Linked DNA regions of Mus musculus: region 2 is linked to region 1. Evidence: chromatin loops called from intact Hi-C (ENCODE). Cell type or tissue: heart. All regions are shown on one strand. Links, peaks and the distances in the headings refer to the core of each region. The heading gives the core; the rest is flanking DNA. Region 1 holds the start of Gm31688 (a long non-coding RNA gene). Region 2 overlaps Ccdc69 (coiled-coil domain containing 69).

Region 1 (15,938 bases), core at 2,650-10,649:
ACATTAATGGAAGACTCAAAACTCTAAAACTTCTAGAAGGGAATATTGGGGGGGGTGGAATAAGTCAAACACAGTGGGAGTCCAGGAAATGATTCCCTGGATAGAACTCCAAAGACACACAGGACAGAAGTAAACCGACAAATGGGGTTGCATCTAACTAAAGAGCATCTGGACAGCGAAGGAAAAACGTGGGAGAGGTGGCCTTCAGGACAGGAGCCACATGATCACCTGACAGGGCTGACACCAGGGTGTATAAGGAACCCTGCAGACAACAGCAAAGTAATCCAGCTGTCAAATAGGTGAATGACCCCAATGGAGACTTCGAGAAGAACTACAAATGGCCAACAAATACATGAAAAATATGCACCTTCTCATTACCCATTGGGGAAACACAAATCCAAGTCACAGTGAGATGTATCCTCCCTCTGTTCAAATGACTAGTGTGTCCAAAGCACAAAGATGGCTCTGCAGTTAGGAGCGCTGGCTGCTCTTATGGAGAACCAGGGTTATCAAGTTGTAACTCAAGCTCCAGGAGATCTACCGCCCTCTTCTGGCCTCAACAGGCACTGCAATGTGTGTCAGACTCTCCTTAAAACAGATGTATTTATTTTTATGCTCTGTCTTTTGCCTGTGTGTCTGGTGCCTGAAGAGGTCAGAGGAGCGTGCTGAGTCACCTGGAGCTGGAGTTACAGGTAGTTGTGAGCTGCCTGGTGTGGGTGGTGGGAACTGAATCAGAGTCTTCTACAAGAACAACCATCAGGGCTCTTAACTGCTGAGCTACCTCTCCAGCCCCAGAATTTCCTTCTTTTTAAAGGCTGTATAATATTCCATTTCAGGTATGTACCACATTTTGTTTACCCATTTTATGATGTTTGTCTGCCTCCCACCTCTTGATCATGAATGATGGTGACATGAACAAGAACGTACAAATGTCTTTTAAGGTCCCTTCTTTTGATTCATTTGGGCACATTCCAGAGGCAGCAAGGCTTTCTCTTCTTTATGCTCCTGGTTGTTACTGTTATTGTTGTTGCTGTTGTTATCCTCTTCCTTACAGTGGGATGCTCCTGCAGGTCCTGCCTCTGGAAAACAAGATGAAGGATGCCCGCGGCTTCCCAACCATTCTGTCTTTGGGGATGTCCATCATCACCACCCTGTACATTGCTATCGGGGCTCTGGGCTACCTGCGGTTTGGAGATGACATCAAAGCCAGCATCACTCTTAACCTGCCCAACTGCTGGTACCTTCATGGCTCTTGGGTGGTAGGGATTGAGAGATGTATAGAACTGTGTAGCTCTCTTCCTTTCCCTGTTGGAGCAAGGAAACCAGGCATAGAGACATTCCCTCTGGGAGAGATGGAGCCACCATTGGTCCCTTGGACTACAGAGATCCCGTCAAGAGCTGCTTCCAGGCTGAGTCGGGTATCTCAGTGCAAAGGGGGCATAACTAAGAGGAAAGGACAGAAACAAGAATCCTTGGTCACCTAGGGGAGAGCACGGGAGTTCTAGACGAGGACAAAGGGCTTCTATCTGTGGGTTGAACCCTTTGGTTCCCATTCCCAGGCTCTGCTGCTGCTGGGGTCCCCCAAACCAGGGGATCTAGCATTGAAAACATCAAACAGAGCTTTGAGATGGTTCAGTGGGTAAGAGAAGTTGACACACACGTGTGAGTACTTTTAGTCTGATCTCAACACCCCCACAGAAAGCCAGGCATGTGCCTGTAATGCTAACAGTGGGAAGGTAGAGACAGGAGTACCCCTGAGGTTCACTGCCTAGCCGGTCAGTCTGAATTAGTGAGTTCCAGGTTCAGTGAGAGACCTTGTCTCAAAAAAAAAAGTGCAGAGTAACTGAAGGAGACACTGATATCAACCTCTGGCCTCTACATGCATGTGGAATACACATAAACATGCTCACATACAACATACACATATATGCATGCATGCAACACACATGTACATGCACATACACATGCATACACATGTGCACACACGTGCAATGCATATGCACACATGCACATATACATGCATAGCATGCATAGACACTCACATGCATGCACATGCACACATGCATGCAACACACATGCACGCACAGGCATTCACATACACACAAGCATGTACATATACACACACAAGTTCAGCTCCCTTGAAACCTCACCCTTTATCTGGGCCTCAGCTTCAAGCCCACTCACGACCCTGTTTCTTCTTTCATCCCCTCACACAATCCCACTGATAATGTCTTTCCCTCTCCATTATCAGAGATTCCGCAGTCCTCTCAACTAGATGGGACATGTGTTGAGGGCTCCTGATGTACTTAGGATTTAGGGGACACGAACAATTCCTATGAACTCTAGTCACACAGGACTTTAGACCCTCCACTTAGGACCCTGGCCCCTTACCAGCCAAGGGTTTCTGGGAGAAGTACGTAGTCTCCACGTCTGTCCTCAGGCCTGCCCTGAAAAGCACCAGAGCCTGAATCCCTGATGCTTCTCTTCCCTCTACACTGGTGAGATGCCTCTGCACTCAGAGAAGGCACCACACCTTCATTTTCAGATAAGGAAACAAAGACCCAAGGGATTGTCCCAACATCAGAGTCTGCTGCCCCCAGGAGGTCAGGCGTGGAAGTGTTGGGCCATGGAGAACATGGCTGTGTGTCTTGCAGGCTGTACCAATCAGTCAAGCTCCTGTATGTCGTCGGTATCCTGTGTACCTATGCCCTGCAGTTCTACGTCCCTGCGGAAATCATCATCCCCCTTGCTGTCTCTCAGGTGTCAAAACGCTGGGCACTGCCCGTGGACCTGTCTATCCGGCTTGCCCTGGTCTGCCTCACATGTGAGTAGAACAGAGGCCGGGAGTCTCTGGACCATTTCTGGGGAAGAGACAGACAGACAGACAGACAGGCAGGCAGGCAGGCAGACACAGTCAGAGACAGAGACTCTCTCTGTGTGTGTGTGTCTGTCTGTCTGTCTGTCTATCTGTCTGTCTGTGTCTGTGTCTGTATCTGTATCTGGTGTATTCACTCAGAGATGTGCATCCATGTAGAAACCAGAGAACAACTTAGGTGACATTCTTCAGGCACCATCACCTTTTTTCTTTTTAATATGGTCTCTCATTAGCCGAGAACTCAGCAGTTAGGCGAGGCTACCTCCAGAGATCAGCCTCCTGACTCTGCCTCCCCAATGCTGGGGTTACAAGTGTACCCCACCATGCCTCATTCTTTTTTAAGTTCTAGAAATCAAACTCAGGTCCTTGTGCTTGCCAGGACACTTGGCTAACTGAGCCAATCTCCCAACCTCTATTTAGACCATTCTTGCACGTTCCCTGATTAGAAAGGTATGCAGATGCCCAGTCTAAGGACAGATTCACTGATACCCAGTGTAATAAATAACAATCACATGATAGAGAAACTGTGGGGCACTGCGGTAAACTCGTCCTAGGCTGTATTTCTTGGCATTTTATTCAGCCCTTGTGAGAATGCTAAGGAAGCAGGACACTGCCAAATAATTGACCAGTGAGCACTGGAGCTGAGGGTGTCGCTCAGTTGGTAGAGCATTTTTCTGGCATGCATGAAGCCTTTGCTTCAATCTCCAGTACCTCAGAGGTAGAGAACGGTGATGCACACTTGTGATCCCAGCACTCAGGAGGTACAGGCGGGAGGACTAGAAGTTCAAGGTCACTCTCTTGGTTGCATAGCAACTTTGAAGCCAGCCTGAGCTACGTGGGGCACTATCTCAATAGCAGCAGCAGTAGTAACCAAGGGCCAATGAGATGGCTCAGTTAGGAAGGACACTTGCTGCCAAGGCTTACAACCTGAGTTTAGTCCCAGAACTCACATGGCAGGTTTCCCTCAGACTTCTACATATGTGCTGAGACACATACTCCGCACGCACACATATGCTCAATAAGTAAATGTAATTAAACTTTAAAAAAAATAATGATAATGAAAAAACATAACCAGAATTCGAACCCAAGCCACCAAATTCCAGAGCCAGCACCTTTCACGTCCAAGGCTGACATTGAAGGAGGGGAGCCAGCGAAAAAGCTCAAACAACAGGTGCTGTCTGTCCCTCATGATTTTGTATACATTTAGGCCAACATTATAAACAAGGCTCCCCTTCCCCGAAACCCCCACCAATGTTATGTAGGCAACTCTAATTAAATCCTGCCGGTTATTTAGACATGAAGGACAGGGGTGGGGGTGAGAGAAGGCAGTGGAAGGGACACAATCAACATATAGTATATACCCACAGGACATTGTCAAAGGTTGGAAAATGAAAATACAGGCAGAAAGCATTTGATGTGGAGAGCGTTCAGAACATGCATATATGCGTGAAATAATAATAGCAAAAGATCATTCAAAGCTATTGATATCTAAACAGTGGTTAAGCAAAAAACATGATCCAAACCGGTTTTGCTGACTAAATAGGGCATTCTGGAAACACAGCCTCTCTAATCCCCATCAGCAAGGTCAGCTACAAGGAAGCCAGCCGTTGTCGTTGGAATTAAGGGACCATCTGAAACTCCCACTCCCTTTGGGCTTGGGGGTTGGTGGGTTTTGCTGAGACCCCATATGGGGCAAATCTGGTTCCTTCATTCCCTGGTTATAGAGAGCTACCCCTTTGGATCTCCTAGCTGTAGCTCACAAATGAACACTGGGTTGTCTTAGTCTCTCCATCTCCAGAACCCCAAGTACTGAACCTAAGGGGTTAGAGAACCCCGCCAACAACACAATAGGAACACAAACTGTTGTGAGGAACCCTCCAAAGATGACCACCATTTATAGCCAGGTGAAAGTCTTTATTCCAGCAGGCTGGGACTATACTCAGGTATTTGGGGACTCAAGTGTAGCCTCAAACATTTAGAGCAAGTGGCTTATAGGCAAAATCTACATCCTGGTGTCTTACACAGCAGCTGAAGCGGGACAAGGAGGTTGAGGCTGGGGTTTGCACAAACAGGCAATTTAACAGAAACTAAGATAAATAAACCGAGACATCCTGGCCTCAGGTTCCCAGAATAGAATTGAGTGACTTTTCGTGGAATTCTCCATCAAAGAGATCAAAGTCTAGTTAAACCCAAAATGGCCTCCGCAAAAATAGAAGATGAAGGAACCTCTGCATTGCCTTGCCCTGTCAGGGCAGAGCTGAACAACAGGAATGGGCAACACCAACCACGAGTGAGCCCTCCTGGAGAGGACTGGCGCCCTGGGAACACTTCGCTTTCTCTTTTCTTTCTTTTTTATTTATTTTTTTACATTTGTTTGTTTGTTATTCATATGTACATGTTGACACATGTGTATAGGTCAGAAGACAACTTGCAGGAGTCAGCCCTCTTCTTTTACTATGCCCTGCCTTCTCTCTGTCTCTGTCTCTGTCTCTCTCTTTTCCTCCCTCCTCCCCTCTTTCTTTCTTTCTTTCTTTCTTTCTTTCTTTCTTTCTTTCTTTCTTCCTTCCTTCCTTTCCTTCCTTCTTTCTTTCCTTCCTTCCTTTTTTCTTTCTTTCTTCCTTTCTTTCTCTACGTTTATTTATTTCCTTTTTATACAGTCTCACATATCGCAGGTTAGCCTCAAACTAGACTATGCAGCCAAAAAAATCCTTGAGCTCTGGATGCTCCAGGCTGCACCTCCAAGTCGCTGGGGTTATAGGTGTATGTTGCTGTGCCCAGTTTTCATGGTGCCGGGGATAGAATCAGGGCTTCACACATTCTGGGCAGGCATTCTACCAACTGAGCTACATCCGCAGCCCTCAATTTTTATGTGCAAAGCTGAATTTCTGAGGGAGGTTTGGTTTCTCTTAAAGACGACTTCAATAACAGCCTTTAAAGTAAACCTAGGACTCTCCATCTGTCTCCCTTCATCTCCCACAGGCATGCTGGCCATCCTCATCCCACGCCTGGACCTGGTCCTCTCCCTGGTGGGCTCTGTGAGCAGCAGCGCCCTGGCCCTCATCATCCCGCCCCTGCTGGAGGTGGTCACCTACTATGGAGAGGGCATTAGCCCCCTGACCGTCACCAAGGATGCCCTCATCAGCATCCTGGGCTTCATGGGCTTTGTGGTGGGGACCTACCAGGCCCTGGATGAGCTGATCAAGTCCGGGAACTCTCCCGCCCTGTCCAACTCCACCATGTTTATTCAGTGACAGAGCCTCTCCTCGCCCACGGTGACTTATGTTGTCTATGAATTTTTTCACTTTGCCTTTTCTCTGGTCCAAGACAGGAAAAAACAAAACAAAACAAAAAACAGGTGTAGCATATCCCCAGTACCGTGTGTGTGTGCGCGCGCGCGCAAAGGAGATGGGGGCCATCTACACCGCATACAAGGTGTAGATAGATGGTCATTAAAAACAAAAGAAATGTTGGTCGTTCTCTAGTTTTCCACACTGTGGAGACCTCACCTGTGGAAACCGCCATCTTGTTTTTGTCATTTATCTGCTAATTTCCTGCCTTGAGTGGAGCTATGCAAAAAGCAACCACTAGGCGGCAGCAATAGCCAGCTTTTGGCAGAAGGTAGTCTCTGCCCGCTGAGGCTTTGGTTATTTCCTTTTCCTGACCATGATGGGGAACACTGTGCTCAAGGCAGCATCAAGATGGAGGGGGCCAGGGCCAGTCACAATGCTCAGATAAAATGTCACCATCTATGTTACAGATAAGTGTGTTGAACTTTCTAAACCACTAAGTCTTAGCCCAACTCAGAAATCCAGCAGTGAACAAGAAAAACATAGGGTCATGCCTATGGGCCAGGGGCAGCAGACAGAGACATCATTGGAGTCGTTTTTTTACTTCTGAATTCTTGCAATGAACATCTTCTGTTACCTGTCGGGCACCAAGCATAATACAGGGCTCTTATATAATAGTTTGGGTAAAGGTGTTATAAAAACAAGAGCTTATATAACATTGTAGCTTTGTGTACCCAACAGTAGAGTCTACGGGTCATCTCCTGAGTCTTGACCTTGTAACTTGCCATGGTCAACAGTAAAAGTGTTACAAATGGAAATTCGATGATGGCTTCCACCCTGAGACTGCCTTCTCTTTCTGCTTTGTGGAGCTGATTTTTCTTTAAAGTGTGTGTGTGTGCATGTGTGTGCACCAGAGAGAATGTTAAGTCCCCTGGAGCTGGAGTTACAGGCAGTTGTAAAACACTTAGTTCCTCAGCAAGCACTCTTAACCACTGGGGAATCTCTCCAGCCCTGCTTTCCACATCATGGATCTGAGAACACCAAGTGAAATGGAGTGTGTGACATCGTGCCCAGTCTCCTGGAGGATAGGGGACCATATGGAATAGAAACGACTCATCATGATCGAATGCCACACCAAGATCAACCAGCCTGTTTCTAGACACACGTGTGAAGCCATATGGACAACGTCCGCAGTAAAGTTGACCAGATCATAAGAACTGTGTACATGAGAGTCATGGCTGTAGCTCAATGACAGGGCATGTGCTTGGTTACCTGAGACTCTGGGTCTCATCTCCAGCACTGTGTACTGTGTGTGTGTGTGTGTGTGTGTGTGTGTGTGTGCCAAGAAGATGGGACCAAGATGACCAATGTGAGCTAGTGCCCATGAGCCACAGAGGGAGGAACAGAATACACATGTAGTTTCCGTCCCTTTGGTGTGCGGTTTCATAGGTTCTGGTGACTCTCTCTCAGGCACTTGCTGTTACCTATCTCATTGCTGTGAGAGAGGCGACTTGAAGCAGGAAAGCTGTGCCTTGGCTCACAGTTTGAGGCTCCAGTCCATGCTGATGGAGAATGGCACCCAGGCAGCCTGTCACATGACAGACACAGTCAAGAAACAGAATCGCCAACACTCTCAGTTCTCTCTCTTTTCATTTAGCCCAGGACCCCAGCACACTGGAATGGTGCCGCCCACATCATTACCCTAGTCTGGTCACAGGCTTGCCCACACGCTTGCCTCCTGGGCGGCTCTAGATTCTGTTTAGTTGACGGTTAATTGTGCCACTGGGAAAGAGGTCAGCTTAGCAAATGACACCTGCCTGATTGAACCGGCTCCTGTGTGTCCCCACCCTTCCATATTTGTGTGACGTTCAGAATATGTAGAGGGGACATTTGGGATCATCCCAATTCCCGAGGCCTGGTCTGCTTCTTCTGTGTCTTACTTTCCACACATTGAACCTCTGTGAGGTATTTCCACATTCCCACTCAGACGGGGGCAGGGTTGGCTGTCCACATGGAAACCCCAAACCCTTCAGAGTCCCTGCTGGGAGATGAGACTCCAAGCCTGGGCAGTGCTCAGCAGTCTGCCTTTCCAGGGATGGGCCATCTATCATCCCCATCCTTGACTCTGTGACAGACCTAACGGAGCCCCAGAAGAGTGGTCTTCCTCCCCCTGCTCGCACTTGGTCTCCACAGACAAGCCCCTATTGTATAAGATAATTGAGTTAATCTTTTTTTTAAAGATTTGTTTTTATTTGTGGTGTGTGCGCGCCGTGTGTGTTATATGCACGGATCCCTCAAAGGCCACAGAGAGTCTCCTGGAGCTGGAGTTACGGGTGGCTGTGTATGAACTCAGGGCCTCTGTAAGAGCACCAAGCAATCTTAGTCATGGAGCCATCTCTCTAGCCCCTAATCTTATTGCTGAGATCTTCTGAGTACAGAAAATGAGAATCACTGACGTAAGGGGCAGGTGCAAGCTAGGGCTCATTAGCAATTATCTGCATCATCTAAAACTGCCGGTTAGCATAGCTGAGTGATAAGATGTTATTATTGTCTATTTATTGAGACATATACTAGAATGTATACATACCTTTCCCCTGTCTCCATTAAAGAATTCTTCCTCCTCCTCCTCCTCTTCCTCTTCCCCTTCCTCCTCTGAGGCCTAGCTGCCTTGTATAGCTGAGGCTATCCTTGGGTGCCTCCTGCCTCCCAGGCCTGGGATGGCTACCACACCCAGATCATCTCTCTTTGACTTCTTTGGGCTTTCTGTTGAATCAGAGAGTATAGAAAATCACCTTGAAGACACACCCACAGGTGAGCTGTGCTTCCAGAGAGGGTTCTCTGAGAAACAAAGACTTAGATATGGGCAGGATCATCTCATGGGCTGGGTTGTGAACTGAATACAAAGGAAGAGACAAGCTAAGTGTGGCCATTCCTCTCCCTCTCCCTCTCCCTCTCCCCCTCCCTCTCCCCCTCCCCCTCCCCCTCCCTCCCTCCCTCCCTCCCTCTGCTTCCTGACTGTGGGTGAGTCACATTCTGGCACCATGCTGTCCCCACCATGATGGTTTGTGCCCTCGAACTGGGAACCAACTTAAACCCTTCCTTTCTTGAGTTACCTTTATGACTGTAGTGAGAATGGTTCCTGAGGTCCATATATATTGCCATTTTCAGACATATTAGTCTGCTGAACACCAACATAGGGACAAGAGGGTGCAGAACCCAGGCATTTAGCATCACAGCTTCCTGCTGCTCTGCAAGGCCTGAAAGGTCTTTGAGCAAATAAAAGAGGAGGGTCAATGGGCAAGGTAGGAAAAAGGAGTTTCATAAAATTATATTGTTTCATATGTATTTGTTGTGTTTGTGTGTCTATGTACATATACAACTGTGTAATGGTGTCTGTGTTTCTCTGTGTGTGTGTGTGAGAGAGAGAGAGAGACAAAGAGACAGAGACAGAGAGACAGAGACAGAGAGAGATACAGACAGAGACAGAGACAGAAAGACTCCTTCTCTGTGAGTACCAGGGATTGAACCCAGGTCACAGGCTTGATGGCATTTTTTTTTTCCCCACAGACCCATCCATTTCACTAGCTCTAAAAAAAATATTTTTTTCTCTTTTGGAGAAAGAGTCTTGCTTTATAGCACTGGCTAACCTGAAACTTCCTGTGCAGATCAAGCTGGCCTCAAACTCACAAAGATCTGGTTGCCTCTGTCCCCCATTGCCACATCCATCCATCCTAAAAGAAGGTTCTGGACAAGTCCTGGAGACTGCACGGCCTTGCAAATGCACACTGAAAAGTGCTTAGTTACAGTGACCCAAGGTGATGAGGGTAAATGTTCTCCCCTAGACATTATCACCACCATCTTTTCCAAAAGCAGAATTGCCACATGGTATTGGTGGCTGTCTGCGGGGGACACCTGCTGGCTCTCAGAAATCCTGAGAAGAGTGTTGACTCTGGTGTGTGATTGCTACCACCTTCTTCCCCATCTGAGTTTTGCATTTCTGTAACCTGAGCACAGCATTTGAGACCTGTGACCCTGTGTTCATTGTGTCCTCCCACACCCTGCTCAAGCGTGGACTCCTTCCTTCACAGGGGACCACAGGAAAGAGGAACCCTTATTCACCACTGGTGGGAATGTCAACTGCGGCTACCACAGCAGAAGTGGGCGTGTTTTGGTTCCTCAAAACAGAAGCGACAGAACTACCATACGACACTGCCAGACTATTCTTTTTTTTTTTTCAGTATTTTTTTTGTATTAATTCCTTGAGAACTTCACACATGCATTCAATGTATTTTGATCATATTCTCCTCTCCCCTCAAGACTTAGTTAGGGTCTTATTGCTGCAAGAAACCACGGCCAAAAAGCAAGCTGGAGAGGAAAGGGTTTATTTGACTTACAGTTTCACATCATAGTGGTTCGTTAGAGGAAGCCCGAACAGGAACTCAAACAGGATAAGAACATGGAGGCAGGAGCTGATGCAGAGGCCATGGAGGGGTGCTGCTTACTGGCTTGCTACACATGGCTTGCTCAGCCTGCTTTCTTAAAGAATCCAGGACCACCACCAGCCCAGGGATAGCACTACCCAAAATGGGCTGGGCCCTCCCCATCAATTACTAAAAAGCTTTATAAGCTTGCCTACAACCCAATCTGATGGAGACATTTTCTTAACTAAGGGGAACTAAGGTTCCCCTTCTCAGATGACTATAGCTTGTGTCAAGTTAACATTAAAGTATCCACCCTCACACTCCACTTCCTCCCAGTCTCCCTCTCCCTCTCCCTCTCCCTCTTTCCCTCTCCCCCCTTTCTCCCCCTCTCTCTGTCTCTGTGTGTGTCTCTCTCTCTGTCTCTCTCACTATCTTTCTCTCTTCTTCTCCTCCTCCTCCTCCTTCTTCACTACCCACTGAGTCTAATTTGAGCCAACCATACACTCCTGGGTCCGGGTCTGTTCGTTCTGTTAAGGTCACAGCCTTAAAACTGGCTTCTCCTCCCTCAGAAGCCATCAACTGCCAGGGCTACTCAGCTAGGGGTGAGGGTGTGTGTGTGTGTGAGAGAGAGAGAGAGAGAGAGAGAGAGAGAGAGAGAGAGAGAGAGAGACTTCCTTTGTCACTGAGGAGTAAAAGGCTCACAGTTGCCTTTTGTGGCAGAATTAAAGGTTCCATGGGACAAGTGGCTCCTCAAGGTTGTGATAGCACCGGGCAGTGGTGGCACATGCCTTTAATCCCAGCACTTGGGAGGCAGAGGCAGGCGGATTTCTGAGTTCGAGGCCAGCCTGGTCTACAAAGTGAGTTCCAGGACAGCCAGGGCTACACAGAGAAACCCTGTCTCGAAAAACCAAAACCAAACAAACATAAGAATAACAATAATAATATAGCATCCAGAGGGGATGAGGACAGGACTCAGTGGTAAAGTGTCTACTGTGTAATCATGAAGGCTTGAGTTCAGATCCCAGCACCCACATTAATATCCAGGCAGGGTGGCATGCCTATGATCTAGCACTGGGAGGTAGAGACAGGAGGATGCCTGGTCAGGAGCTCATTGGTCAGCCAGCAGAGCTGAACTGATGAACTCTGGGTTGAATTAGAGACAAGAGACCTAGTCTCTAAAAGTAAGATGCAGAGCAACCAAGGAAAATAACCAAGGCTGACCTCTCTTTCTCTCTCTCTCTTTCTCTCTCTCTCTCTCTCTCTCTCTCTCTCTCTCTCTCTCTCTCTCTCTCTCTCTCTCTCTCTGCACCCACGAGTGCGCACACACACTTGTAAAATGTAAGTTTTATTTTCCTGAAGTATTTGTTGTGTCTGAGACTTACTGTCTCCATCTGCTAACCTAGGCTACTCCTGGAAGCTTCTAGCCTCCATATAATCTAGGCCTGGAATGTTTTCAGCCACTGAGGCTTACTGCTGAATAAACTCATCTTTCTTGTTCTTTCTGATCTCTGCCTGGCTGGTTCAACTCAACTGTTCTGACTCAAACTCCTCTACAAGCTCCACGCTAATTGACGTATTCTGGCTTCTCCTAGTTTCTCCTGAATTGTTCTGCCTGGCCTCAATCTAACTCTACCAAACTGTTCTAATCTTCTCTTTCTCATTCTTTGGCTCATTCTGTCTTCACCTGTGTCTACTTTGTTATCTCTCTGTCTCACTATATCTATCTGTCTCATTATAACTGTCCCGGTAAAACTGCCCCCTTCCCTCCCTCTCTTCTCTTTTTCTACCCTGGTCCTTAAATATTTCCCCTTTCCTCTCTGTTCTCATGAAAGTTGGGCGTATCCTATTCTGTTAAATCTTTCTCTGACTCTTCACTTTGTCTGCCACTCAACTAGACATCACTTTCAAACATGGGTGCTTCCTTCTACAAACTAACTTTACCTTCACTGTTTGGGATTAAATGTGTGTACTAAGGGCATGTCTGTATTCCAGCCAGAGGGATTAAAGGTATTTGCTGAGGACTGAGCCACACAACAACTAGAAAGAGTTTTGGTTTTCAGGGTTCACAGTGTGATCAAATACCCTGCAACACACACATACACACACACATACACACACACACACACACACACACACACACACACACACTAGATAAATAAATCAAATAAATGTTGACAAGATGGCTCACAAGGTAAAGGCACTTGCTGTCAAGACTTAACAATCTGAGTTTGAACTGTGGGGTCCACATGCTGAAGGAAGAGAACTGACTCTCACAAGTTGTCCTCTGACCTCAAGCATAGAGCACGGCATGTCCCCCAAATAATAAGTACATCTTTTAACAAACAGAAAAAAATAATTGAATTTAAAAAAAAAATGTTCAGAATTCCCCCAGGCTCCCTCCGTCCTGCTTTAAACTGCTGCTCGCTGTCCCCTGGGCAGGAGCTTTCTGAGTGTCATTGGTTACCTTTTCCTTGTCTAAACAAAAAGCAACTGACAGTAGTCTATGGTGGAAAACCATTATTTTGGCTTATGGTTCCAGAGGAATTTCAGTCTATCCTGGTGGGAATTGTGGCTGTTGAGACAGGGTCTACTATGTGGACCTGGCTAGCCTGGACCTCACAGTGTAGACTAGACTGGTCTCAAACTCACAGAGATCTGCCTGTCTCTGCCTATGGAGAGTTGGGGTGAAAGACGTGGGCTATTATGCCTCAGCCAACTTTTTAATGTTTGTTTATTTGGTTGGTTGCTTGCTTGGTTGCTTGGTTAGTTTAGACAAGAGCTCCCCCTGGCCTGAAGCTTCCCATGCAGACCGGGCTGGCAAGTGAGCCCTAAGACTCCTCTAGTCTTCACTTCCTAGCCCTGGGATCACAAGCCTGCACCACCAACCCAGCTTTTTTACATAGGTCCTGGGGACTGAACTCAGGTTCTCATGCTTGTCTGGCAAGTGCTTTACCAATGAAATCCTCTCTCCAGCCCACAAATGGCTTTTTAAAGGTATATTTCCACTCCCTTCATAACTAAGTGGTGGTCCACACAGTCTTCCTGCGCAGAGGATCTGAGAGGTTGGCATTTGAGCTGGCACAAGCCATTGTTTACCTCCAGCTAGAGATGCTGGTCTGGGTGACATCTGCATCCTGGGTAGCCTCCATTGTGAGGTAGCTGTGGCTTGTTCCTTGCCAGAGGCAACAAACCCTGAGCCTGAGCCCACAGCTAGGCACCAGAACTTCCGGTCTAATGATACCTTCCTCCTCCTTGGTCAGTGTTCCCCGTGGACCACAGCATCAAGGACTGATCTGGGAGAGGCTGAAAGTCTGTGTGAGTCCTGACAGATGTTAAGGTAGTCCTGGAGGGATCTGTGACACTTTCCTGGGTGCCCAAGAGCCTGGTGAGGCACCTATAACCCCAGCATCTCCAGCCACCACTGTCCTCTGATTCACATACTCTAGGGCCAGGCATACCCAGGAGTCAGGAGCCAGAACCTGAGACCTGCTGTATGGCTTCTCCTGATGAAAGCCCACTGAGAGCCTGCGGCAGCTGAGTGCTATACCTCTGCTGCCTGTCCATCATGGGGAATGTGCCGCTGCTTAGAGAAGTTGGCAAGTGTCAGCGGAATATGTTCGGTCGGTCTACAGCCTCCTCAAAAGGCAGCAGCAACAGCAGAAGCAGCAGCAGTACCTCCCCAAAGAAGGGCCCTCGCAGGGAAGCTGATGCGCTAATGTGAGTGGTCCCATCGCCATTCCAGGGTAAATGTATCTGAAGCCCAGCTCCTAAGGCCCTCCTCACGTTCCCTGTTGACACAGCAAAGCTCTGGAACCTAAGAGCGTTGACTGTAGCTCTGAGGAGTTGTCTAGGGAGAAAACTATGTTTTCCAGTTCATGCAAAGAACCCAGCTAGAGCAGGTGTCCCCAGCCTGAGCTACTGAACACAAAGAGCACACCCCTGACACCAGGAGGATGGATGCTCCTCTGTCTGCCCTGTCTCTATCCCAGTCCATCTCCCCATACAGACATAGATCTTCCTGTAAACAAAGGATCACCTGATTACTCTGTGTTCCATTTTCACTGCCCCAAACTCAGACTTATAGATTTTTCCCTAGTCAAAGCTTCATTCTGGAATCCAGACTGGTCTCAAATTTGCAATTCTCCTGCTTCAGCTTTCTGAATGCGAGGATTATGGGAATGCCTCAACCCTGACAAACAATGGTGGTATCTTATATCCAATCCTAACAATGCCATTTACGTAAAACTTACAGCTACTTATTTGGTGTGTCTTTGAAAGTACATGACATGAACTCGAGATATAGCTCAGGGATACAGACCTTGCCCAGGATGCACAAGGACCCGGGGTTCCAGAGAGGGAGGGGCGGTGTGGGGAAGACAGAGAGAAATGGAGAACTGAACAGTACACACACACACACACACACACATGCCAAACAGCAACTTCTGAACCTCTTATAAGTGTTACTGTCTAGTTTCAAGCATAGCTCATATATATAATATGGAGGGACTCCAAAGCCACTAAGAAATACAGAGTATCCATCATTCATGAGGGAACTTATTCAGGACCCTGCAAGTGCTCCAGGCACTTTTGTAAAAACCCTGGGCACTTAGACACAAATAGGAATGGCCACCCAATGGCCACAAATGTGCTTATTTGTCATGGATAGGTCACGGGCACTTCCTTTACAGCAATGTATTGTTTTTTAAAGAAAAATTAGAAAGCTTACTTTTCTAAATGTCTCAGTATATCCTCCAGCCTATGTGTGCTAAGGTCCTGTGACCTAAGGCAACATGCTGTTACCCAAGATGCAATGGTTTCCCATAATGCCTCATTGTTTCCAGAAGGTCAGGTACAAGTGAGGCCAGTGCTATCTGTGAGCACTCTATCTGTCGGATTTACTGTGTGGCTTGTGAAACCTTTTGTCTTCTTCCAGGGAAGCCCTATGGCAGCAGAGGGGGTCTCCACCTGATGCTTGGCATTCTTCAGAGGCCTCCTCTAGGAACCCCATCTTTCCAGCTGGAAGGGGTGCCACTACCCGTTTAATCCAGCCCCTGCTTGCTCCACCAAGGAAGTTTGGTAGTAACCCTTGACTCTGTTCTCATGCTGTTGACTCCCCCATTCTTCCCAGCCTGGCCAGCAGCTGCCCACACAAGTGTGACGAAGACTCGGAACCCTGGCACCTAGCACTCTCTGAGCACACAGTACTCAGTACTCATAGTGCTATGCATAGTAGTAATGGCCTTTAAGCTCTGTGTTTTATCCAGGGCATAGCATGAGTCTGCACTGTGTATCCATTTGTGGAGATCTGTATGTATTCATTCAAATGAATATTGGTTCCATCAATGTATGAAGGAA
Region 2 (15,938 bases), core at 3,482-11,481, 110 kb after region 1:
AGGTGCTTGGGATTGCTTCAGTGAAGAATCATGGGATGCAAGTCCTAAGCAGACTCAAGCAACTTGCTCAAAGTCATGGAGGAAGGGGTGGGAAACAGGTTGCCTAAGGACGTCCAAGATGCCGGGGTGTAGGAAGGCCGGGGGAAGCAAGCCCCAGAGGGTGGGACTGAGCCTAGGATCATAAGAAGAGGTTGGACTCTGCCACAAGGGGAATGGCTGAGGAGATCTCTGTCAGGGGAAAGGCACAGAAATAACATGTCCTGAGATTGGGGTTGGGTGTGATGCTGAGCCACTGCATAGGCAGGTAGAGCAGGACATGGCTGGGCTTTGAATGTAGGTTGACATTGGTCTTAAATAACCAGGATGTCATCCCAAGAGTTTGGGGATCAGTTGTAGTTAACTTTGATCAAATACCTGACAAGAAGTTTCTTTGGGAAGGAAGAGTTCATGTTGGCTTACGGTTTGAGTCATTCCGTTGTGGTGGGAAGATGTGGCAGCGGGTCGAGTTGCACCCAGTTAGGAAGCAGAGAGTGACAGACACTGGTGTTCAGCTTGCTCTGTCCTCTATATTCAGTGCATGGCCCTGGGCCATGGCGTGGTGCCACCCAGATTTAAAAAAAAAAAAAAAGTGGCTCTTCCCACCCCAGTTAACCTGATCTAGAAACATTCTCAAAGGCATGCTCAGAGGTTTGTCTCCTGACGACTCTAGAACTTGTAGTTATCAATCAGTATTAACCATCACGGGTGTCATTAAAAGTTCTTCAATATGCTCAGAGGTTTGTCTCCTGCTGACTCTAGCTCTTGTAAAATTATCAATCAGTATCAACCATCACAGGTGCCGTTAAAAGCTCTACAGCGAGAAGTAGCCCTGGAGTGTTTCAAGCCTTAGATGCAATGGTTTCAGCCTGCTCTGCTGTGCAGTATATGGCGTAGGCCAGAATCACAATGAAGAACCTTAGCCCTCCTGGTTTTTATTGGTATAGTGAAAATCACCTTGACAGGCTATCTTTGCTATCTCCTTCCTGCTCCCTTCCCCAGAACACCTGTGCAAGTCATGTCTCACCACAGGAGGCCACGCAAGCCAAGATGAACAAGGTGGACGGGTCCATCCTTAGCCGACTCTATAGAAACCACATCCAGGTAGGTACAGAACACTTGCAGACCTTTATCCTTGATGCTATGGAAAGGGCATGGGCAGGCAACCCTAGAGAACAAACCTCAAACCTGACAATTTCCCCTTTACAAGAGCCCAGAAACAAGAGGGTCCTCAATTCACACTGAGAGAGGCAGACAGATGGTGGAGCATACAGCTCTGAGTCCAGAGAGAACTTGGGGCAACTAACCAACCTGACACAGGTAGCATGTCAGCTGCCTACCAAACTACAGCTGTGTACCCACCAGGCACGTGCCTCAAAGAGTGCCCCTAGAAGGGGAGCCAAGAAAATAAATGCATCGTGGCCGTGAAATCACACAAGACTGATGCAGTGAGCTTCTGGGAGGATGGGGAACAGGGAGGACTCATGTCCCTCCGTGCTGATTGATGGGGCCCTTTGGTGTCCTTCTCTAGGATTATGGGAGTCCTGGCCCATTCTGGGAGCAAGAGCTGGAGAGTTTACACCATGTTATTGAGATGAAGAATGAACGAATTCACGAACTTGAGAAGCAGCTGTTCCTCCTGGAGATGCTGGTCAGTGCTGGGCCCACGGCTTGTTGCTGCTGCTGCTTTCTGGGCGTTTCCGGTTCTGGTTTATCCCCCACCCCCATCCCTCCATCCCACTCCTGCCAGCTTGGCTCTGCCCCTCCTGTAGGAGTCAGGCAGTGACTCTTGGATCACCTGACTCCTGTCTTTTCTTGGGCCCTCAGGTTGCTGTAAGTAGGGCAGCCCTGGGCCCCAGCAGCCTGGCTCCTCAGTGGCAGCTGTCCCCCTGCAGGCAGACAGGGAGGCTAGCCTTGGTAAAGGTGGAACTGGAGAGTTAAGGCCCTTTGACAACTCAGAACTGAGGTCTCAGAACCCTGGGGCAGCCTTACCCTTAGAATCCGTCAAACTGTGGATTTGGTTTGTTTGGGTTTTTATTTGGTTGGTTGATTGGTTGTTTGGTTGGTTGGTTGGTTGATTGATTGATTGATTGATTGATTGATTGATTGATTGATTTTGTGTGTGTATGTATGTGTGGGTGGGTGTTTTCCATAGACATAGAGGAAGTCAGATGACAACTTGCAGGAGTAGTTTCTCCTTTCACCGTGCTGGTTGGTAGGATTGTACTGGGGTTGCCCACCTTGGCAGGAAACACTCTTTGCTCCTTTTGCCCCATTTGCCCCCAGCTACCTTTTTTTAAAAACCTTTTTAAAAAATTATTTAAGATTTATTTTTATTTTATGTGTGTTATTTTGCCTTTATGTATGTCTGTGCACTACATGTACACAGAGGCTAAAAAGAGGGTATTGGGACCAATGAACCGGAGTTACAGACAGTTATGAGACACCATGTGGGTGCTGGGAACCAACCTGGGGTCCTCTGTGTAAGCAGCCAGCATTCTTAGCCACTGTGCCCTCTCTCCAGGCCTGACTGAGCCATCTTACCAGTAGTAGGTTGGTTTTTTTTTGTTTTGTTTTGTTTTTTAACATTCTTCAGTTGCAAAAGCCAAGTGGACAGTCCATCTTAACTCTGACCTTGTTTCCAGTTAACTTCTTGCTCCATAAAGCAGTGCCCAGGGGAGAGGTGACGGTGCCCACTGTGCCAAGAGTGAGTGAGCCACTCCATTCCAAGCTCCTTGGTTTGTTACAGAAAGAAAAAAATCTGATCTTAGCACTGAAAAACACCACCCTGCGGCAGGAGGTTGAGGACCTACAATTCCAAGCTGGGAACAGGTTGACCATGTCAAGGTAGCCATTCCCCTTCCTCCTATCCCCAGCCTTCTGCCAAAACTTCCAGCTGGGAGGGACCCGGAAGAGCCTGGGGATTGGAATGTCAAGTGGCCCCAGGACCTGTCTTGGGAACGTGACTCCTCTTTCCTTGGGAGTCAGAAAGCCCAGTTTTTCAACATGAGAAACAGGAAACAGGAAACAATCTACCAAAGCAGGCATGCGTGGAACAAATCGGTCCTGAGGCTTTGTAAGTGAGCGCTGATGTCCTGTGTCATGGGCAGTTGAATATGTGACATATTTTCTGGTGGAATCCTCCTCCAGATCCCCATTTGCTGGTGAGGAAACCAAAACCCCATGCCACCCCAGGTGACCCAGCTAGGCAGGGAGGCTCAGCCCGGAGCCACCCAGAACTCCAACCTATGAGGATTTGGGACATGAACAACAAAGAAAAATCACCCCTCACATACAGACAGGGAACTGGGGTTGCGGGAAACACCTTGGAGAGAGAGAGATGATGATGATGACTCCCCGTAGGGAAGGCTTCCTGGGGCAATGGGTTGGTTCAAGTAATAGTTGCTCCATCAGGCAACCTTGCTCTGTCTGTACCACAGGCAGCTCCGGAAAGACCTACTTCAGGACCTTGAAAAGGAGTCACAGAACGGCCACTGCTGCAGCAGACGGAGGAGCCACTGAACCATCTGAGTCCTTGAGGCTAGCACCTCCTCCATCTTACCTTGCCTTCTGCTACACCTCAAAGGCCTCTGCCCTCCGTGTAAAGGTGCAGGGCCTGGGCCCACCATGGTTTCCAGACTCACTGCCCCCTCCAAAGACTCTGTGGAGAACAAAGCAAGAGCCACTCCATTCTTCTCCCAGGATGGACAAGGTGGGGGGAGAAGGGACGCTTCTACAAAGCTGATGGGGAAGTTTGGACCACCGAGACCACCCCAAGAAGTGCCTTTCCTTAGTCGGCAGCAGGGAACAAGCAGGCAGTTATATTCCTCTCTTTGCTCTGTCCTCATGAGGGCATTTAAGACTTCTCCCGTGGCAGCTGGAGCCATTTGCACCGTCTGACAAAGAGGGGACAACCCCAATCCCAGATCATCAGTTTTGCTGACAATTCACCAACCTATCAAGTTCTTAGTGCCACACCCATAACTCTGACTCAGAGAAAAACTGCAAGAGACACAATCCAAGAAACAGGAACACAGTGTTGTTTTTACTGAGTAGAGAGCATCCTAACCTTGAACTCAAAGTCACTCTGCCTCAGCCTCCGGAGTGCTGGGAACATGGGCATGTCCCACCACATCTAGCCAGATAAAAGGTTGAATTTGCTGTAGAGCTAATAAGCACTGTTAGTATTTTTAAGCATATTTATCTAAGGTCTTAATGTGAAGTTAAATTTTTTTGTTAAAATAAAACTCTATTTTCATGTTCTTATCAGTGAGGGTGTATTTCATTCTCTGTTGTCTTGGTTACTTTCTTGTTGCTGTAGTAAAACACCCTCAGGAATGCAGCATAAGGGAGGAGGGGCTTATTTCAGCTTAGGGGTCTCGAGGGATAGAGTCCATCATGGTGGCAGGAATGGGAGGCCTCATAGTCACATGACACTGGCAATCAGGCTATTAAGCCTCAAGGCCCACTCCCATCCTCCAGCCACCGAAGCGGCCTAGAGGTGCCAAAACTTTCTCAAACAGTGCCAACATTTGGGTATCATACATTTAACACATGTGAATCTGTGGGGAACATGTCCTATTCAAAGTACATTTGTCAGGACACGCTAATCCTCTTCTGCAGTAAGTTCCTAGAAGGTATGTCTTACAGTCTCCTCAGAGTAGGGCAGTAGTTCTCAACATGTGGGTTGAGACCCCTTGGGGGAGGAGAGAGTCACATATCGGTTATCCTGCATATCAGATATTTATGATTCATAACACTAGCAAAATTACAGTTATAAAGTAGCAACAAAATGATTTTATGGTTGGAGGTCACGACCACATGAGGAACTGTATTAAAGGGTCACAGCATTAGGAAGGTCGGAACCACTGGTATAAGGTATTTAGGAAGTTTTACACATTCTGAGCATCCCCTAAAAGAATTCTAATTGAAATACCCTGTGTAGCCATCTTTGAACAGATCATTTTTTTTTAAAGATTTATTTATTTATTATATGTAAGTACACTGTAGCTGTCTTCAGACACACCAGAACAGGGCGTCAGATCTCTTTACAGATGGTTGTGAGCCACCATGTGGTTGCTGGGATTTGAACTCCGGACCTTTGGAAGAGCAGTCGGGTGCTCTTACCCACTGAGCCATCTCACCAGCCCAGATCATTTTTTTTTTATATATATACTGAATTTGTTAGAAGAGTCACCTCTGATGGGCTGCAGAAGGGGTCTTACACACTTAAAAAAGATTGGTTTTTATTTATGTGCATGTGTGTGCGCCTCACTGTGAGGGTGTGCCACGCACGTGCAGGTGCCTACAGAAGCCAGAACTGGGTGTCAGATCCCCTGGAACTGTGCAGTCAAGAATGGTGAGTCACCTGATATGGGTGATGGGAACTGAACTCAGGTCCTTTGGAAGATCAGCGGGTACTCTGTGTGTGTGTGTGTGTGTGTGTGTTGTGTGTGTGTGTGTATGTGCGTGCATGCTGGGTAGATGTATGCCATGCACGTGGAGGCTACCCCTGGAGGCAGTAGGATATGAGCAGAGAAATAGCCTGCCATGGAAAGGAAGTGGCTTTGTGGGAAAGGCCAACCAAAGTCCCTAGTCCTGACTTCTCCAGGACAACAAGGAAAGTCCCTTTCTGGGTCCTCCTGCCATCCCGAGTAGAGCCTTTCAGAGTCCTGCCCAGAAAAGAAACAGGGATATAACCCAGAAAGGAGACACTGGGACAGAGCACTGAGGTCACAGAAGGGTCACAGGGAAGGGCTAAGACGAAAATAAGTGAGTGAAGCTGTGGGAGGTGAGATTTGTGCGGCTGTCACAATTCCTCTGCAGAATTTTTCAAGTTTATTTTAGGTGTATGGGGTTTTTTGCCTGCTGGGCGTTCTTGATGGTTGTGAGCCAATAAAGTGTGAGTGCTGGAATCGAACTTGGGTCCCCTGGAAGAGCAGCTAGTGCACTTAACTGCAAAATCATCTTACCAGCTCCTCTGCAGGATTTGGGGGGGGGGGGGGAGAAAGCATTTAAATTTGTTGTTTTGTTGAGACAAGACCCCATTTACTTCTAGCTGGCCTCAAACTCATTATGTAGCTCAGACTTGTCTTCAACTTCTGATCCTCCGGCCTTGGTCTCCTTTCAGGTACCCATAGAGTCCAGAAGAAGGCATTAGATTTCCTGGAGCTGGAGCTATAGGTGGTTGTAAACTTCCCAACATGGGTCCTGGGAATAGAACCCTTGTGATAGAGCTGGAAACACTCTTAGCCACTGAACAATTTCTCCAATCCACCTGAATTTATTATTATTTTTATTTTATTTTAATTTTTATTTTTTGTGACAGAGTCTCACTATGTAGCCTTGGCTGGCCTAAGACTTACTCCATAGGCCAGGCTGACTTCAAACTCATAGAAATCTGCCTGCTTCCCTGCCTCCTGAGCACTGGGAATTAAAGGCACAACCATCCCTAACGAATATTTTTAAATGAAGGAAAAACAGTATTTGGTAGCAAGTGATCTGAAATCTGCGTTTCAGTGTCCATAAATGACATCTTGGATAACAGCCACAAGTACTATCCGTGGCTGTGTTTGCACTGCAGCAGCAAGAGACTCAGCCTAAGAGAACAACCAATCTAACTTCATTCAGAAAAAGATAGCTGACACTTGACCTTTGACTTCCAAGTTCAAGTCCTTTGAAGTATTTTCACTTAAATGACATAGAACCTTCTCAAAGAGCAAACCCCGAGGGGTGTGAAAAAAACAATTACAGGGAAAGCTTAAATACCTAAGAGTTGTAGTGCTTGCCTTGCATACAAAAAGCCCTGGGTTCAGTCCCCAGCACCACCACATAAGCCCAGTGAGAGAAACAAAACTGTAATCTCAAGCGCCACCGAGGTAGAGGCAGGAGGATCAGAAGTTCAAAGTTATCACTGATTATATAATGAGTGTGAGGCCAGCCTGGGCTACATGAAACTTCATCTCAAACAAATAAATGGGGGGAGGCTATAACATAGTTCATTTTTCTTCTTACAGCTTTACACTTTGCATATTTTAATGCTTTGGGGTTCGGCTTTTTGTTTTTAGACTTGGATTTTTGTTTCTCTGCACCTAAGGAGGGTTTGTCCCTGGAGAATCCCTCCAGGGCTCTGCAGAGGGTGGCGATCAGCCTGGAGAGGAGCCTCAGTCAGCTGAGCTTGGCCCCCACCGCTTGCTCTGCCACCTGCTGGTTGACCATGCCTGACTGAAGCCTAGGTTCCCTACACATCTAAGGAAGATCTTGGCCTCCCAGGCTCTCTGGTTCTTCTGTAGCTGACCACACAGGTTGAAAGAAGCGTTGGAAAGCTGTGGTTTAGTTTCTTGTCTCCGACTCAACAGTCTCAAAGGGGTACTAAGATTTTTCCAGACCACAAAGTCTAGCTGATAGTTTCCAGGAGATAAACTTCATGTGGATAGTGCCCATGTCTCCCAGATACCCAGCATGCAGGATCTGCCCAAGGCCTTAGGGAGTAACCTCTGATGCCCCTGAGTGTATCAGAGGTCCTAGATCTAGCCTGTGAACTGGTGAAGGCTCTCAGAACACCTGCTCCTCTCCATCCCACTATACTTTTCACAGTGCTCAAGAACTTGTGTGATTACTCCAGGACCATTTGCCTCTATTCCTTCTGGGGAGATCATCTGTCCCTCAAAGCTAGACCAGGTCTAGAATACTCATACTTGATTCCCTGAGCCTTACTTAGCAAGGTATCTCACACTTTCTGGCCTTAGTTCATATTGGTAGATGGATGGATGGATGGATGGATGGACAGATGGCTGTATAGATGGACAGATGGCTGTATAGATGGACAGATGGATGGATGGATGGATGGATGGATGGATGGATGGATGGATGAATGGATAGATAATGAGTGAATGGATAAATGGAGAGATAGATGAATCCTGAATACCTGGATTGGGGGATAGATGGGTGAGTGGATAGGTGGATAAGTAGATAAAATGATGGATCAATGGATAGATAGGTAGATAGGTGGATGGATAGAACAATGGTTTAATGGATTGTATGTAGTTGGATGGATGGAATTGGTGAATAGATATAAAGATGTATGGTTGAGTATATTTATGGATGTTTGTGGGCATGGATAGATGGACAGATGGACGGGCAGATGGGTGGGTGGGTGGACGGATGGGTGGGTGGGTAGATGCATGGATGTGTAGATAAGTAGATGGGTAGGTAGATGAACACCTAAGACTGGTTTCAACAGCAAGGATATAGTGTCACTTTCTTTTCTAGTCCAAGGGTTCTCAAAGGGACAGAGAATAGATGAGGACAAAAGAACATGGCACAAGTGGTCCAGACTACATTATAAAACTGAAAACGTCACTCCCTTCCTGGTGTCTAGTCTAGGGTGATTCAAGGGGCAGGGAACATGTGTCTGGAATAGACAGCCTTGGAAATAATCTATCTTGGAATGTCCAAGTTCTGGAAGTCATACATCACTTAGTTTTCATTGGTCATGTATTTGTTGAGTGTACCCTGAATGACATCAGAGATGAAATCACTGTGGGCGTGGTGGCACACACCTTTAACCCCAGCATCCAGGAAGCAAAGACAGATAGATTTCCATGAGTTGGAGGCTAACCTGGTCTATGTAGCAATTCCTAGGTGAGCAAGGGCTACCTTGTATCAAAAAGAGACAAAAGTAACAACAAAGAAGAAACAATGGGTCATGAAGAAAGCAATCATTGATAATAAAAGCTAGTCAGGCAAACTGCATCCAAGCTTAGAAAAACTCTGTGTGTGTGTGTGTGTGTGTGTGTGTGTGTGTGTGTGTGTGTGTGTGTGTCTGTGTCTGTGTCTGTGTCTGTGTGTCTGTGTGTGTCTGTGTGTGTGTCTGTGTGTGTGTGTGTGTGTGTCTGTCTGTCCAAGAACAACTTTTGAGTGTCATCCTCAGGGACTCCATCTATCTCCACTGAGACGAGGTCTCTGGTTAGCCTGAAGCTCAGAGTTAGGCTAGGCTGGCTGGCCATATAGCCATAGGGATCCCTCATCCCCGCCTCCCCTGCACTGGGATTATAGGCACAGGCCACCACATCTGGATTTTATGTGGGTTCTGAGGATCAAGGTGAGGTCCCATGCTTATAAAGCAGGCACTTTAGCCACCAAGCTGCCTCCCACCATAGAAGAACTTCCACCCCCACACAGGATGATTTAGGAAGAGTATGTTATGATGTCATTCATCCCACTCTGCTCCTCCTCCTTTATTGGCATGATCGCCTGAGATCAGACCAGTGACCCAAGAGGGAAATGGAGGCAGGAACTACTGGGGATGATGGAGACTCTAGGCTGCTGTGGGTGTGTCAAGAAACAGACTTCTCAGGAGGCAGACTTCATTGAACAGCTCATTTAGTTGGGGGGAATTTTTTTGTTTTGTTTTGTTTTTCGAGACAGGGTTTCTCTGTGTAGCTCTGGCTGTCCTGGAACTCACTCTATAGGCCAGGTTGGCCTCGAACTCAGAAATCTGTCTGCCTCTGCCTCCCAAATTCTGGGATTAAAAACATGCACCACCACTGCCTGGGTGGGGGAAACATTTAATTGGGTAGAGTATACATCATTGGCCAGATCCAAGGTGCTGGGAATGCCTCATTTGCATAAGGAGGAATTCCAGGTACTGCTGGACATGACCTTATAAGGAGAAGGGAAGTTTAACCTGTGACCTGGCCACCAGCCTATGTGACTGCCTCAAGGGTGGCAAAGGTTGGGGGTTGTAAGGCTATGTGCTCCAGGACATGCAGGCCCAGAACAGGGAGGCAGGACAAGATTTGTCCTGCCCTTCCTGGGACAAGATTTGCAGGGTTTGGACATGCCTCCATCTCACTCTTGCTCCAGACTTGCTCCCGCAGTTGCATGGTTCCTCCTCCCCACACTGTAGTATCTTGGGATCTCAGAGAAGGGATCTGAGAATCATAGGTTCTCCAAGGAGTAAGTGAGACCTTAGAATGTTCAAAATTCCAGCCTTATCTTAGGAAAACAAGATGGACCGTAAGATCGAACCCATCCAGTTCTCTGACAAGTAGATAAGTCACAAAACCCAGTGGAATTCTCACCTCCCAGAAAGAGACCAGACCTCTACTCAGTAAACACAAAGGGCAATCCATCGAGGCATGGTGGGGCCCACCTGCACTTGGGAGGCAGGAGTAGGAACGTCAGGATTCATTGCTTATATTCAGTCTCCTCATTACCGAGAGCTACTTAGTGCTGGGTGGCTGGTGCCACTGTGTTCTCAGAAAAAAAAAGTCAGTTAACAAATGCTCTAGGGTCACTCAGTGTCTTAGTAACTGTTCTGTTGCTGTGAAGAGACACAGTACCCAAGACAGCAATTTTTCCCCCAAGACAGGGTTTCTCTGTATAGCCTTGGACCTCCAACACAAAGATCCACCTGCCTTTGTCTCCTGATTGCTGAGATTAAAGGCATGAACCTCCACTGCCAGGCCAGAGGCAACTCTTTTATTTATATATAATTTGGAGCTTGCTTACAGTTTTAGAGGGTTTTAGAGTTTTAGGGGGTTAGTCCATGACCAGCATAGTGGGTAGTAGCTGAGAGCTCTACATTCTGATTCACAGGCAGCAGGCAGAGGGGGAGGGGAGGGACTGGACCTGGCATGGGCTTTTGAAACTACCCCCAGAGATACACCTTCTCTAACAAGGCCATGCCCCCTAATCCTTCCCAAACAATTCCACTAACTAGGGACCAAGCATTCAAACATATTGAGCCTATGTGGTGGCATTCTCATTCACACTAACACACTTTGCTAGACTGTGGTGGAACCAGAAACCCAGAGTTTTTCTGTTCTTTTTTTACTTCAAAGATTACTACCCCTCGACACCCCCACCCCCTTGTTTTTGAGACAGGGTCTCACACGTACACCATAAGCTCAAACTCACTGAGGTAAGGATGACCTTGAACTCTTGATTCTCTGCCTCCACCTTTCCAGTGGTAGCAACAAGAGCCCAAGCCACCATGTCTGATTTGTGCTGGGGATCAAATCCAAGGGCCTCCCACATGTTAGCCAAGAATACCAACTGACTTACAATACCAACTGAGCTACATTTGGCCCTCAACAGAAGTCTTGGGAACAGTGTTGTAAACTTCAGGTCCAAGCTTTTTGTGTTCTGACACAGGGAAAAGCCAGAGCTTTCAAGGCTGTCAATCAACATTCATTGCCAGCCTCCTACGGGGGTGATAAGGACCCTGACTTCACCCAGCTCCTCTGCCAAGACACTCTCCTGAATTTTTATAGGACTGAACAGCGTGCAGATGTTTCCAGATGTCCTCACTGTTGTCAACTCTCCCACACATCCTCCTGTTATGGGTGATCTTCTGTTTTATATTTTGACTCAGGATCTCCTATAGCCCAGGCTAGCCTTAAACTTTCTTTGCTGGAGGTAGCCTTGAACTCTTGCTCTTTCTGCCTCCACCTCCCAAGTGCTAGGATTACAGGTAGATGCCACCATACCCTGTCTGTTCATGTCAGTGCTGGGGACTGAGCCCAGAGCTTCAGCAAGCTAGCACTCTGCAGACTGAACCGTATCCCCAACCCTGGTGATCTTGGCATTTCTCTCCACTGTCACAACTTTGATCCCACCCATGGATCAGGCATGCACTGCAGCTCTGAAGGGCACTCCTTTTGGAGGACCTTCGCCAGGCTGTCGCTACATACAGTTAAGGAGCAGGAGTCCCGGTGCATCTCTGGAAGGATTGCAATACCAGGAATGCATCCAGAGCCTTGCTATAGCGCCAGTGATGTCACTAAGCAGGGCATGGATGATATCTGGGAGAAGAGACCCAAGGGTGTCTTCAGAAGGTTTGCCAAAGTGATCAAGTGACTTCACCCTGAGTAGGACTGAGGCTGGCACTGCCAAGCCCCTTAACATGGCTCCTGAGGAACTAACACATAAGAACTTGATGATTCCAGAAGAGGAGCAGATAACTGAAGAAGCAGCAAAAGGAAGAACCAGAAAGAAAATCCCTATCTGGGTGGGGTGGCCTGTGCCTTACTACTCTGGGAGGCTGAAGCAAGAGAATCATTGTGAGTACCAAGCCAACCTGAGCTATACAGCAATAACACAATTCTGTCTCAAGAGAAATAACAGAGGAAGGAAATTCACAAAGAAGGGTGCAGCAGATCTGCAGATCCCAACCAGACTCCAAAAGCGTGGGAACCTGATGGTACTCAGAAGGCATGGTGGTACAGTCATCTCAGCATGTGGGTCAGTGGAAGGAGGATAGGAAGTTAAGGTTGGCCTGAGCTACATTGTTGATGCCCTGCCTGAAAACAAACAAACAATCCAAACAAGCAAACAAAAGCTACAGGGCCGGAGAAATGGCTAAGCAGGTAAGGGCATTGGCTGATCTTCCAGAGGACCCAGGTTCCATATTCCCAGGGCCCACAACCCTCTCTAAACTCCAGTTCCAGGGAATCCAATGCCCTCTTCTGGCCTCCATGGGTACTGCATGCACGTAGTGCACAGATATTCATGCAAAACACGCATGTAAGTAAAATAAAAATAAATCTGGAGGTTGGGGGTGGTGGCGCATGCCTTTAACTCCAGCACTCAGGAGGCAGAGGCAGGAGGATCTCTGTGTGTTCCAGACCACTCTGGTATACAAAGCAAGCTCCAGGACAACCATGTCTGTTACATGGAGGAACACTGTCTCACATGAATGAATGAATGAATGAATGAATGAATGAAGTGGGAAAAGTATGGTGACCTAGACCCTGAAGCTTGTGCAAGCAGAGATTTTACTCAGTGAGTTGCCTCCAAAGCCCACCAAGATCAAATGTCAGTGATGGCTCTTCCCTCAAGTTCCTCAGGAATATGCCAGAAGGCATGTCATAGCGGGTGACAGTTCCCCACTGTCCTGAAGAACTTCTAGGGGAGATGGTAGTTTCCTTAGCTGACCTTGAACTTCTGACCCTTCTGCCTCCATTCCCTGGGTGCTAGTATTACAGTGTAAGCTATCATACCTGGCAATATGTATTTTATAAGCAGCATAGCCCAAGAATGTTCATAAAGTCCACAGTAGTGCACTGTAATACTCTGGGCCCATACACTCACTAATGCAGGCCCCTTTATAGAGTGTGCCCTGATTAGATGACATCATCGTCACCATCACCACCACCACCATCATCATCATCATCACCATCATTATTCTGAGATAGGATCTCTCAATGTAGCCCTGACTGACCTGGAACTCACAATGTAGACCAAGCTAGCCTTGAACACACAGAGATCAGACTGGTTCTGCCTCCAACTGCTGAGATTAAAAGCATGTGCCAGCATGCCCAGCTCCAATGTACCATTTGGGTTGTTGGGGAGTTTCGAAGGATGCTTTTTCGTTTTAAGACAGGCTCTCAGCCAGGCAGTGGTGGCACATGCCTTTAATCCCAACACTTGGGAGGCAGAGGCAGGTGGATTTCTGAGTTCAAGGCCAGCCTGGTCTACAGAGTGAGTTCCGGGATAGCCAGGGCTATACAGAGAAACCCTGTCTTGAAAAAAAAAAAACATTAAAAAACAAAACAAAACAACAAAAAACAGGCTCTCAGTGTGTAGTCATGGTTGACCTGAAACTCATGGAGATCTGCCCTTCTCTGGCTCCAGATTAAAAGTACGCACTATCATACCCGGCCCAGTTTTTATTTTTATAGCACTTTTTAAGTATTTAGTTAGTTTTATATGTATGAGTGTTTTCCCTGCATCTGTGCATATCTGTTTCATGATCACGTGTTGTTGGAAGTGGCCAGAAGGAGGAATCATAACCCTTGAGACTGGAGTTACAGACACTGTGAGCCGCTATATGGAAGCTGGAAATTGAACCCGGGACCTCTGGAAGAGCAGCCAGAGCTCTTAACCACTGAGCCATCTCTCCAGCCCCAATTACCATATTTTCATCATACTGTTATAATCTTCATTGTCACCTTCACTGGATTTACAATCTTCTTCTCGCCCCCCTCCCACTCCCCCCTTCCTCCTCCTTCTTTTAAAGATTCTTAACTTTTATTCAGGCCCTGAGAGGGGCCTTGAGGGCGTTCCCAGTCATCATCTTACAGGATTCCTAGGGCCACCTGGAGGTGGGGAGCCTGCAGGAAGGCACCGCATTGCCTGGCCGCCATCCAGCAACTAGCCAGCAGGTGGCAGTAACCGTCCACTTCCCCAGGTAGTGCCCAAAGATTTTCTTCCTATGACCAATTTGAAGAGAGTTGAGAAAATCCCCAATCCTGATGCATTGTTCGGGTCTGAGTCATGCATCTTACCCTCACCCATACAGACCCCGCTGGACGTGCCAGTCCAGAGGAAGGGAGAACGCAGCAAACACGGTTCTGTCTGGCTGCTTGCTTCCTTCCAGGGTTTGTTTCCATCAGCCTGAGAGGCTGCAACACCTGCTTGCTTTAAAAAGTTCCACAGCTGAGGGGGCTTCCTCTTTGTACTTAAATATATATATATATATACACATTATCTCCCTCAAAGCTCCCCCCCCCAATAGCAAATTGTTTTCTCAGGACTGAGGCTGAGAAGCAAAGACAATGAACTCAGCCAAGGAACAGTAAAGTAATTAGCCTCCATTCTTGCTCAGTGCCTCCACTCCTGAATTAAGGCCTCAGCTTTGCAGCCAAAGAAACCAGTTTTTTGTTTTGTTTTTCGAGACAGGGTTTCTCTGTGTAGCCCTGGCTGTTCTAGAACTCACTCTGTATGCCAGGCTGGCCTCAAACTCAGAAATCCACCTGCCTCCTCTGCCTCTGCCTCTGCCTCTGCCTCTGCCTCTGCCTCTGCCTCTGCCTCTGCCTCTGCCTCTGCCTCTGCCTCTCTGCCTCTGCCTCTGCCTCTGCCTCTGCCTCTGCCTCTGCCTCTGCCTCTGCCTCTCTGCCTCTCTGCCTCTCTGCCTCTCTGCCTCTGCCTCTGCCTCTGCCTCTGCCTCTGCCTCTGCCTCTGCCTCTGCCTCTGCCTCTGCCTCTGCCTCTGCCTCTGCCTCTGCCTCTGCCTCTGCCTCTGCCTCTGCCTCTGCCTCTGCCTCTGCCTCTGCCTCTGCCTCTGCCTCCCATGTGCTGGGATTAAGAGGGTGTCTCACTACCATCTGGTTAAGGAATTTTTAATTCTGCCCCAGCCTCTTCAACTGACTTTTGGCAAAAGTGCCTATAATCCAACACTGGGGAGATGGAGGCAGGAGGATCAGGCATCCAAGGTTATTGCCAGCTACATAGAGTTTGAAGCCTCTTCCAGAGGACCTGAGTTTAAATCCTAGCAACCACATGGTGACCCACAACCATCTGTAATGGGATCTGATGCCCGATCTGGTGTGTCTGAAAACAGATACAGTGTACTCAGATACATAAATAAATCTTTTTTTAAAATGCCTTTTAAAAAATCAAATAAGGGGGGTGGGTATGGGGGACCTTTGGGATAGCATTGAAAATGTAAACGAGGAAAATACCTAGTAAAAAAAATCAAATAAAATTTGTCAATTATAATAAAATACAATCAATGCTGCCAAAGTGTGGTGGTGTATACCTATAACCCAGTGTTTGAGAGGTCGATACAAGAAGGTCATAGTTCAGTGACAGCCCAGGCTGAACAGGAAGACCTTGCAAGGCTTGTACACTCCACTCAGTTCCTACAACATCACTCCAGTCGTTACCCCTCCCAGCCTCTCTTCTCCATCAATTGTCTACCCCTCTCTAAATTCTGTATCCCTGGCTGACTTTGAACCAGGATGGCACTGAGCCCCTGGTCCTCCCGCTTGTACTTCCTGAATGCTGGAATTACAGGTGTAGGTGTATACCATCATGCCCAACCTTGATGTTTTGGTTTTTAAAGATTCAACACAGAAGAGCCTATTTGTATGCTGACGAGAACGATCATAGAGA

What was found. Peaks named below come from ENCODE experiments on the same cell type or tissue, not always from the same donor. Only the 100,000 strongest peaks of a DNase experiment are listed, where the experiment ranks them.
Region 2: it touches region 1 in a loop (7-fold over the local background); 31 of 42 quality-filtered maps call a loop at or near these places.

The regions. Positions count from the first base shown.
Region 1 is chr11:55,149,532-55,165,469 of GRCm38, reverse strand. It overlaps Slc36a2 (solute carrier family 36 (proton/amino acid symporter), member 2), which reads left to right. Exons shown (of 10, transcript NM_153170.3): 8 at 1,071-1,237; 9 at 2,655-2,824; 10 at 5,855-7,002. The coding sequence ends at 6,126. It overlaps Gm31688 (a long non-coding RNA gene), which reads right to left and starts at 15,366. Exons shown (of 3, transcript XR_388653.3): 1 at 15,310-15,366; 2 at 9,276-9,428; 3 at 8,732-8,925. It overlaps Slc36a3 (solute carrier family 36 (proton/amino acid symporter), member 3), which reads left to right and starts at 13,762. Exons shown (of 11, transcript NM_172258.4): 1 at 13,762-13,898; 2 at 14,030-14,300. The coding sequence starts at 14,149. In heart, for the core only: a CTCF peak has its summit at 6,455 (motif pointing right); DNase peaks (open chromatin) are centred at 6,469 and 10,269; H3K27ac peaks cover 277 bases.
Region 2 is chr11:55,038,097-55,054,034 of GRCm38, reverse strand. It overlaps Ccdc69 (coiled-coil domain containing 69), which reads left to right. Exons shown (of 7, transcript NM_177471.4): 4 at 1,039-1,140; 5 at 1,568-1,687; 6 at 2,786-2,883; 7 at 3,477-4,297. The coding sequence ends at 3,558. Among named protein-coding and RNA genes, the nearest start is that of Anxa6, 13 kb to the right of the region's middle. In heart, for the core only: a CTCF peak has its summit at 7,255 (motif pointing left); no DNase peak of the experiment used is centred there; H3K27ac peaks cover 975 bases.